Regions from separate parts of the Homo sapiens genome. Here regions 2 and 3 are each linked to region 1. The links are chromatin contacts, found by Hi-C or POLR2A ChIA-PET in ENCODE. All regions are on one chromosome and are shown on one strand. The core of a region is the stretch at or near the end of the contact, and the rest is flanking DNA. Distances in the headings are between cores, read along the strand shown.

Region 1 (2,700 bases), core at 90-2,589:
CTCAGCACTTCAAAAGCATCACAGTAAGCCTGTTGAAACTTCCAGTGTGAAAGCTCAGAAATTCTAATAAGCACTAGACTACACTCACAAATAAAAAACATTCTTTCCAATCCTCTCCTGTAGGACTCAGGGAGAATAATTAGAACAATAGAGATAATACTCTCTGAAATTAAGCCAATTTCAGCTCTCTCCAAAGGTTTTCATTAAATGCAGGGGAAAGCCAGAGATATGAGCTGGAATCTTTTCCTAGCCACTTGCTGGCTGTGTAATGTGGGATCATTTGGCTGATCTTCCCAAATCTCTGTTTCCTTATTTGTAAAATGGGAGTATTTGAAAACTCCAGGAGTCATTGGGAAGATCAAATTCTATTATGCACCTGCAAGCTACAAAGCTGTTGTACACCTCATAACTGAGCGCCTTCTTTTCCTTTTCCTTCTTTTTTTGTAATTTATGTATTTATTTTAATTTTTTTAAAGTAGAAATGGGGTCTTACTACATTACCCAGACTGGTTTTGAAATCCTGGGCTCAAGCGATCCTCCCGCCTCAGCCTCCCAAAGTGTTGGGATTACAGGCGTGAGCCACAGCACCCAGCTTTCTTTTTCCTTTTATCTTAATTGTGCTTTGGTTAGTTTTTGAGACTGAGACATTTGACAGGACTTTGAGATGGGCCGCATGGCAGAGGAAGACCAGGAACTGAGACTCTAGCGTGGCTCCACCTCTCACTGCATTGTCTCGGGAAAGCAACCTTCATTTCTGCATCTCAGTTTCCTTTTATCTGAGAGATGTGGATCTTGACCAAATAATCATCAATGTCTCCTCTCAATCTATGATTTAGGGTTTAACCTTTAAATTCGGCAGCACCCTTTCATGAATGGTCTGAGCCAATGACGAGACAGCAGCATTTCTCTTTTGGTATTGCCAGATTAGAGGTCTCGCTGGTGGCTTTTGACTCATACCTGTTTTCTTTCCTGCTTTGCTCTATGCTTTCCACAGCGGTGATCTCATTCAATTCTCACAAGAACCTCATGAGTCAGAAAAGGCAGATATGACTGTCTGCATTTTACAGATGATGAAAATGAAGCCTTGGGAGGGTGATAAATCTGCCCAGATCACCCAAGTAGTTGGAAAAGTCAGTTCTCCAGAGGTTGAAAGGGCCTCGACTCTCCAGGGACTGGGGAAACCCACAGAGAGAAACCCACTCCCCTGCATCCAGCCTTGTCTGAGCTCCCATCCTCTCTTGTAACAGCCTCATAACCAGTCTTCCTCCTCATGCCCTTCCCCTACCACACAGTTGCTTCTCAACACAGCAGCCAGAGTGGAGTTTTAAAAATGTAAGTCAGGGCTGGGCACAGTGGCTCATGCCTATAATCCCAGCACTCTGGGAGGCTGAGGTGGGTGAATCACCTGAGGTGTAGAAAGAGAGAGAAAGAAGAGAGAGAGAGAGAAGGAGGAGGTGTCACACACTTTTAAACAGCCAGATCTCATGACAGATCACTCATTATCTCGAGGACAGCACAAAGACATTTGTGGGGGGCTGCCTCCCCATGACCCAAACACTTCCCACTAAGCCCCACCTCCAACACTGGGGATTACATTTCAACATGAGATTTGGAGGGGACAAATATCCAAGCCATATCACTCCTCCTCTGCCCTCACTAATTGTATATAGTTAATTGGCCTACATGTCTTTCTTCCCTGATAAAGTGTGACTGCTAAAGTCACACTTGCAGTTCTGAGCGAACCAGGATGATGGTTCACCCCCACTGTGAGCTCCATAAGAGATCCTGTCTCACTTTTCTTTGTCTTTCCAGAGTCTAGGTGAGACCTGGAGCACCAAAGTGTTAGTTAAATAAAAAATGTACACATGCGTACTCCAGCTTTTAGAGGCTGGACTGTGTTCACTTTGAACTACTTTAAAATGAGCTCTAGGCTGGGTGCAGTGGCTCATGCCAGTAATCCCAGCATTTTGAGAGGCCGAGGCAGGCGGATCACTTGAGGTCATGAGTTGGAGACCAGCCTGGCCAACATGGAAAAACCCTGTTTCTAGGAAAAATAAAAATAAAATAAAGTAAAATAAGCTCTACACATCTTGGAAGAAAGTGAGAAATATCACTATGAATAAATCCTATTAGAAACAGGTCTTTTTATGCACCCTGGCAGGCTGGTTGGCCCGTTCAGACACACCTTGAAATGTGCAAATCGAATACACAGGGTGGCCCTCAGCCTGTAGTATCTTGCTGCTCAAAGCATGGTCCATGCACTAGCACCAGTGGTATTGCCTCAGAGCTTGCTAGAAATGCAGAATCTCAGGCCTTACCATAAAACTGCTGAATCGGAATCTACATTTTAAGAAGATCCCAGCTCATTCATATACATAGTAAATGTCAAGAATCGCTGCTTTAGGGCCCGTTAGAAATACCTGTGGATCCACATCTACTTTGCCAGCCTTACCCTTGCAAATGTTGCTTTGAAAGATTGCCAGGTAGTGCTCAGGCATCTGATTTGGAAAAAAAAAAAAAATGTTTATTCGCCAGGCGCGGTGGCTCACGCCTGTAATCCCAGCACTTTGGGAGGCCGAGGCAGGCGGATCACGAGGTCAGGAGATTGAGACCATCCTGGCTAACAGGGTGAAACCCCGTCTCTACTAAAAATACAAAAAATTAGCTGGGCGAGGTGGCGGGCGCCTGTAGTCCCAGCTA
Region 2 (2,700 bases), core at 35-2,534, 150 kb after region 1:
TGGCTAATTGTACATCAAAATGAACTCACTACAGAGTCATTTAAAGCATAAAAATATAGAACTGTTAAGAATTCAACTTATTGGCCGGGCGCAGTGGCTCACGCCTGTAATCCCAGCACTTTGGGAGGCCGAGGCGGGTGGATCACGACGTCAGGAGATTGAGACTATCTTGGCTAACATGGTGAAACACCGTTTCTAATAAAAAATACAAAAAATTAGCCAGGCGTGGTGGTGGGTTCCTGTAGTCCCAGCTACTCGGGAGGCTGAGGCAAGAGAATGGCATGAACCTGGGAGGTGGAGCTTGCAGTGAGCTGAGATTGTGCCACTGCACTCTAGCCTGGGTGACAGAGCGAGATTCGGTCTCAAAAAAAAAAAAAAAAGAATTCAACTTATTAACCTAAGAAATAAGAAGAGCGGAAAAGGGGAAAAACAAATAATTATTGAAGTACCTACAACAATCCAATGAAATAGTTATTCTCATTTTCAGTTGAAGAAATTGAGTTTGAGAGAAATTAAGTAATATATTTCCTAGACCCCAAACTTCTTAAAGGCAAGAGCAATAATCTTATTTATTTGTCTATCAGCCAGCTCCACATCTTCACACAGCAATTGCTCCATAAATGTTTCATGATAGAGTAAACTGGCAGAACTACGGCTTGGACATGGATCGATGTGACTCCAAATCCCAGGTTCTTGCTGGTCATGCTGCTTCTACAGCTACAGCAGCGAGAAAACACTGTTGAAATTCAGCTACAGAGGCCAGGTGTGGTGGCTCACGCCTATAATCCCAGCAGTTTGGGAGGCCAAGGCGGGCAGAGCACTTGAGGTCAGGAGCTTGAGACCAGCCTGGCCAATATGGCGAAACCCCGTCTCTACTAAATATACAAAAATTAGCTGGGCGTGTTGGTGGGCGCCTGTAATCCCAGCTACTCAGGAGGCTGAGGCACGAGAATCACTTGAACCTGGGAGCTGGAGGTTGCAGTGAGCAGAGACTGAGCCACTGCACTCCAGCCTGGGCGACAGAGTGAGACTTGGTCTCAAAAAAAAAAAAAAAAAAAAAAAACCAGAAAGAAGTTCAGCTACACTACAAATAAATCAAAAAACAGCTTTCTGATTTTCTCAATTAGACTTCATAAACATTTATTGAGCATCACTGTGTGCTTAGTGTCGTGCCACACATCATGGGAGGCACACAAAATGTGGAAGGCATGGTGTTTACGTTGGAAGACTTTCCATGCTAGCTGATGAAAAAATTCCTGATGATTTATAGATGAGTCAGAGAAGCACTTAAAGGAAATGTACAAGCACATGTAAGGCGGCCAAACTACACAAAGGAATGTTGAGCTAAATAAAAGAAAGAAACAAACTCTTGTGGGGCTAAGTATGGAACAAGTGGAGTCTTGAACCTGGACCTCTTGGGAAGGGTGGGAAGGACAGAGGGCACTGCAGCTGGAAAAGTGTTTGAGTGATGGTGGGTGAGTGGGAGGGGGAAGCTCTGGTCTGCTGAGGTCAGATTCTTACTTCAGGGCAACAATTTTGAATCAGAAAGGGAGAACCGAAGGTTTGTTGCCGGGGGCCTTGAAGCAGCTTGAGGCAGTTGGGATCAACCTGACAAGTTCTCGTATATTGTCAAAGGAGCTTGCAGGCATAGTTGCAGAAGATGGCTGTGGGAGTATCACGCCAAATAGAAATCCAGAAAACGGTAGAGCCAAGAAAACACAAAGTTTGGGATGACAGCATAGGGAAAATTGATCCATGACAAATTTCTTCAGAGAACTTTGGTGACTGCCACTCATATAGGTTGGTCTTTCATATATATATATATTTATATATATATGTGTGTGTATGTGTTTATGTGTTTTTTTTTGTTTTTGTTTTTGTTTTTTTTTTTTAGTACACGGTCTCACTCTGTCACCCAGGCTGGAGTGCAGTGGCGCAATTCAGCTGCTATGGCTCACTGCAGCCTGAACCTTTTGGATTCAGGTGATCCTCATACCTCAGCTTCCTGAGTAGCTGGGACTACAGGCATTTGCCACCATCCCTGGCTAACTTTTGTATTTTTTGTAGAGGTAGGGTTTTGCCACATTGTCCAGGCTGGTCACAAACTCCTGGGCTCAAGCAATCCACCCACCTCTGCCTCCCAAAGTGCTAGGGTAACAGATGTGAGCTGCCAACCCCAGCATCTTTTAGATATTTTATATTGACTTACAAATGTTTTGGTAACATGAAGACAGTATCATACCTTGTTAGGTCAGAAACATAAGGGAAAACAGCTTTCCAAGCAATTCAGTCCATTTCCTCTGCCTTTTGCAGTTCTTGGGAGTATTACATGCATAGCTAGTTCATATTCTCATAATTATAGAATGTTAGAAATAGAAGAGATCTCAGAAACCATCAGTCCAATCCCCATATTTAGAAAATAAGACAACCTTAACCCAGAAAGGTTTTGTGCCCCTCCAAGATCACACAGCTAGTTAGCAGCCACTACATTTTATTCCCCGGGCCAGGGTAACAATTGCTCAGTATTGTTCCATAATCTGAGTTCAGTTTAGTAAATAACATTGGCCCTTAAACAGACATATGGAGCACTGCACCATAACTCTGTTGTCACAAACTTTCTTCCTCTCCTAATGTTTGATCTCCATTTTCCCTTTTTATTAAAATTTAGAGGTTGAGGATTACATCTTATTCATTCCTGCA
Region 3 (2,700 bases), core at 127-2,626, 210 kb after region 1:
TCTGGTTAACGCTGCACTGACCCAGAAGAATCCAGCTATTGGACTACTTGAGAGATGGAGAGAGACAGCTCTTCTTGCCTTCCTGCCTAGTTTACCCTGTGCACACCTCCAAATTTGCTCACAGAAGGGGAAGCATCTGCTGTGTGGTTGCAGCCATCGCACCCAACCTGCTTAGTGCAGGGTACTCCCTAAATTGTAAGATGTGATCACACATTTGAACATGAGAAAGCATTAAGGGGTTATTGGTTTACAGTTGCATGTGCTTAAGGAACTAAGTTGTACATGAAAAACACAAAAACGAAAGCAGGGAGTAGATTGTAGAATGAGCCCTGTGTGTGAAATTGGCAGACCTGTCAGTCCCAGGTTTGCCTCCAGCTGGCTACCCATTATTAACACAGGACCTAGCCTTCTAGGGCTGTGTGACCTCATCTATTGAATGTCTGTCTGTCTGTCTGTCTGTCTATCTATCTATCTATCTATCTATCTATCTATCCACCTACCTACCTATCAATCTATCTATCTATCTGTCTATCTATCTATCTATCTATCTATCTATCTATCCATCTGTCCGTCTGTCGGTCCATCCATCCATCCATCCGTCCATCCATCCGTCCGTCTATCCATCCATCCATCCATCCATCCATCCATCCATCCAGCCATCCTCTCATTCCATGAATAGTTTTTTTTGAGTGCCCAGTATGTGCCAAGTACTACACTAGGCAGTAGGCAGGCATGTCTGCCTCCAGAAGATGACAGATTTCCTAAAGCAGTGTACATTACTTCTGGATTATCTTTGTCAGGCTCCACTTCCCCTTTACCTTTTTTTTTTTTTTTTTTTGCACAAGTAATTGTGAGTAACTATAGGCACTTTTGAGAAGGGTGGCTTTCAGCTAAACCTAAAAGAAACTTCTGGGTAAATATAAATGATCAGCATAAAAACAACATAGTCGTTCTCTTGGGATTTTAAAACTGACATGGTGACAAATTGTTGATGGAGGATGGACAGCTTCCAGGGCAGAGAAAGTGAACTGGTGGCCCTGGCCAGGCCAGCCCAGCCCACAGCTGTGCTCAGTTAGGCTTGCCTGGTGTACCCACACAGCTGTTTTTCTCCTAACAGAGATTTGTTTCTCTAGACCACCGACTTTATCAAAAGTGGGAAAATCAGAATAGGATTAAGAACAAGAGATCTTTTCCAAAAAATTGTATTGACCATGCAGTGGGCTCTACCCTTTTTTGTTTTCTGTGTTTGTGTGTGTGTGTGTGTGTGTGTGTGTGTGTGTGTGTGTGTGCGCGCGCGCGCGCGCACGTTTGTTTTTGTATACCCCATCTGACCACAACAGCTGTTGGGTTTGTGGCACTTCACTCCAGACTAAAAGATAAGTTTGTCTGTACCTGGCCTCTCAAAAACGTCATTTGGAAAGTTGTTTCCTAATATGAGGGGTTGGGGGAAGGGAGCAGCGGAAGACGAGGAGAGGGTGCCCCCTTTCTGTAACTTCCCAGCTACAGCAGAGACAGACAAATCTCACACTGTAAGCCGAGACAGGCTGGGGATTATCTGGCTCACTCCTGATTTAATACATGAAGAAATGAAGCCTCAGAGAAGCCCAGAGCTTGCCCTAAGCCAGACAGCTGAACCGAAACAGGACCAACCCGCTCTCCTGACTCTGCCCTATGGTTTTTTCCCTCTCCTTTAAGATGCCTCAACCTCGAGTGAAAGTGAAACTGCAACTTCTATTAAATCATGCTTTTTAATCATCTCTGAGCACCACGACTTTTTACACGGTTTCCCCTCCTAGGTAATTATCTAAGTGAAATCTTTCATTCTGTCCTGGCATGAGGAGCCCAGAAAAATGAGCCCCCAAGAGTTGGCTCACTGGCAGCATGCCCTGCAAAGCTTCTCTGGTTTGCTAAGAAGCACTTCAGAGCCCCAAACTCATCTTTCTCATGTCACAAAAGAGTGACTGCTCCTGCAGGAATGTCACAAGTACAAAACAAAGGAACTCGGGATCATCAGTAGAGTTCAGTGTTAAGAACATGAACTTGGAACCAAACTGGAGTTGGGAAAAACTTTTCTTTGGCCCGGTTTCCTCTTCTTAACACCAAATAAACGATAGTACCTATTTCATACTGTTGTTGTTAAGTGAGATAATAAATAAGAAAATGCCCAAGGTAAGTGCCAAAAAGATGTCAGTTACTATAGTTATAAATAGGTAAACAAATGTATTATTCACTTGGACTGCTCTTAGTTCTTTTTGTTTTGGAAAGACCAGAGAATCATAATTCCCTTTCACAAGTTGTTTAGATATTGAAGTCCTAACAGAAATTTTGGATAAAGATTATTAAGAAAGCAGAAAATTTCCCAACACAAATCTTTTTTCTTTTCTTTTTTAAAATCTTACAGACAGCTTCAAGTAAAGTTCAATCCTAGTTAGTCACCTCTGAGGGGCTGTTACTCTGCTCTCCCTGTAGCATGTCATACTGGATGTGCTTATCAATGTTGCATTCTTTTTCTGCTTTCATCAGCCAACGTGGGGCACTGTGTGAAAAATGTAGCAATCACCTCTGTCCCCAACAGGTATACTAATTGTATCATTTCCATAACAAACTCATCCTTCACCCGCGTGAGTCCTTGGAATTTGTGGATAGTCCCTTCCATAGCCAGCTCTCCTCTCTGAGGGGTCTTTGTCTGGAAGGTTAAAG

What was found. Hi-C counts contacts between places; a loop is a spot of excess contacts on that map. ChIA-PET counts read pairs that join two places held with the same protein, here RNA polymerase II (POLR2A). Pooled maps may share reads with other maps.
Region 2: a loop to region 1 is called in a map of Panc1, with 2.1 times the contacts of the local background. The contact joins two enhancer-like sites. A Hi-C loop is called at or near these places in 4 of 168 maps with a recorded cell type or tissue (Caco-2, Calu3, PC-3 and 1 more) and 10 of 50 pooled maps.
Region 3: a loop to region 1 is called in a map of PC-9, with 14 times the contacts of the local background. The contact joins two enhancer-like sites. A Hi-C loop is called at or near these places in 18 of 168 maps with a recorded cell type or tissue (CD4-positive, alpha-beta T cell, CD4-positive, alpha-beta memory T cell, CD8-positive, alpha-beta T cell and 12 more), 25 of 37 single-sample maps with no recorded cell type and 24 of 50 pooled maps. POLR2A ChIA-PET finds 5 or more read pairs at or near these places in 8 of 52 experiments (MCF 10A, OCI-LY7, Panc1 and 5 more).

Annotation. Positions count from the first base shown.
Region 1 is chr15:59,918,517-59,921,216 of GRCh38, forward strand. No RefSeq gene overlaps it. Among named protein-coding and RNA genes, the nearest start is that of FOXB1, 84 kb to the right of the region's middle. RefSeq lists enhancers at 1,110-1,159, 1,220-1,329. Within about 2 kb of position 1,340, at least 2 of the 41 ENCODE cell types and tissues checked have a DNase peak (open chromatin) inside an H3K27ac peak, as active enhancers do; they include PC-9 and mammary epithelial cell, where a contact is called at or near this core.
Region 2 is chr15:60,069,772-60,072,471 of GRCh38, forward strand. No RefSeq gene overlaps it. Among named protein-coding and RNA genes, the nearest start is that of FOXB1, 67 kb to the left of the region's middle. Within about 2 kb of position 1,285, at least 4 of the 41 ENCODE cell types and tissues checked have a DNase peak (open chromatin) inside an H3K27ac peak, as active enhancers do.
Region 3 is chr15:60,126,260-60,128,959 of GRCh38, forward strand. No RefSeq gene overlaps it. Among named protein-coding and RNA genes, the nearest start is that of FOXB1, 120 kb to the left of the region's middle. RefSeq lists enhancers at 1,620-1,809, 2,373-2,700. Within about 2 kb of position 1,377, at least 30 of the 41 ENCODE cell types and tissues checked have a DNase peak (open chromatin) inside an H3K27ac peak, as active enhancers do; they include PC-9 and mammary epithelial cell, where a contact is called at or near this core.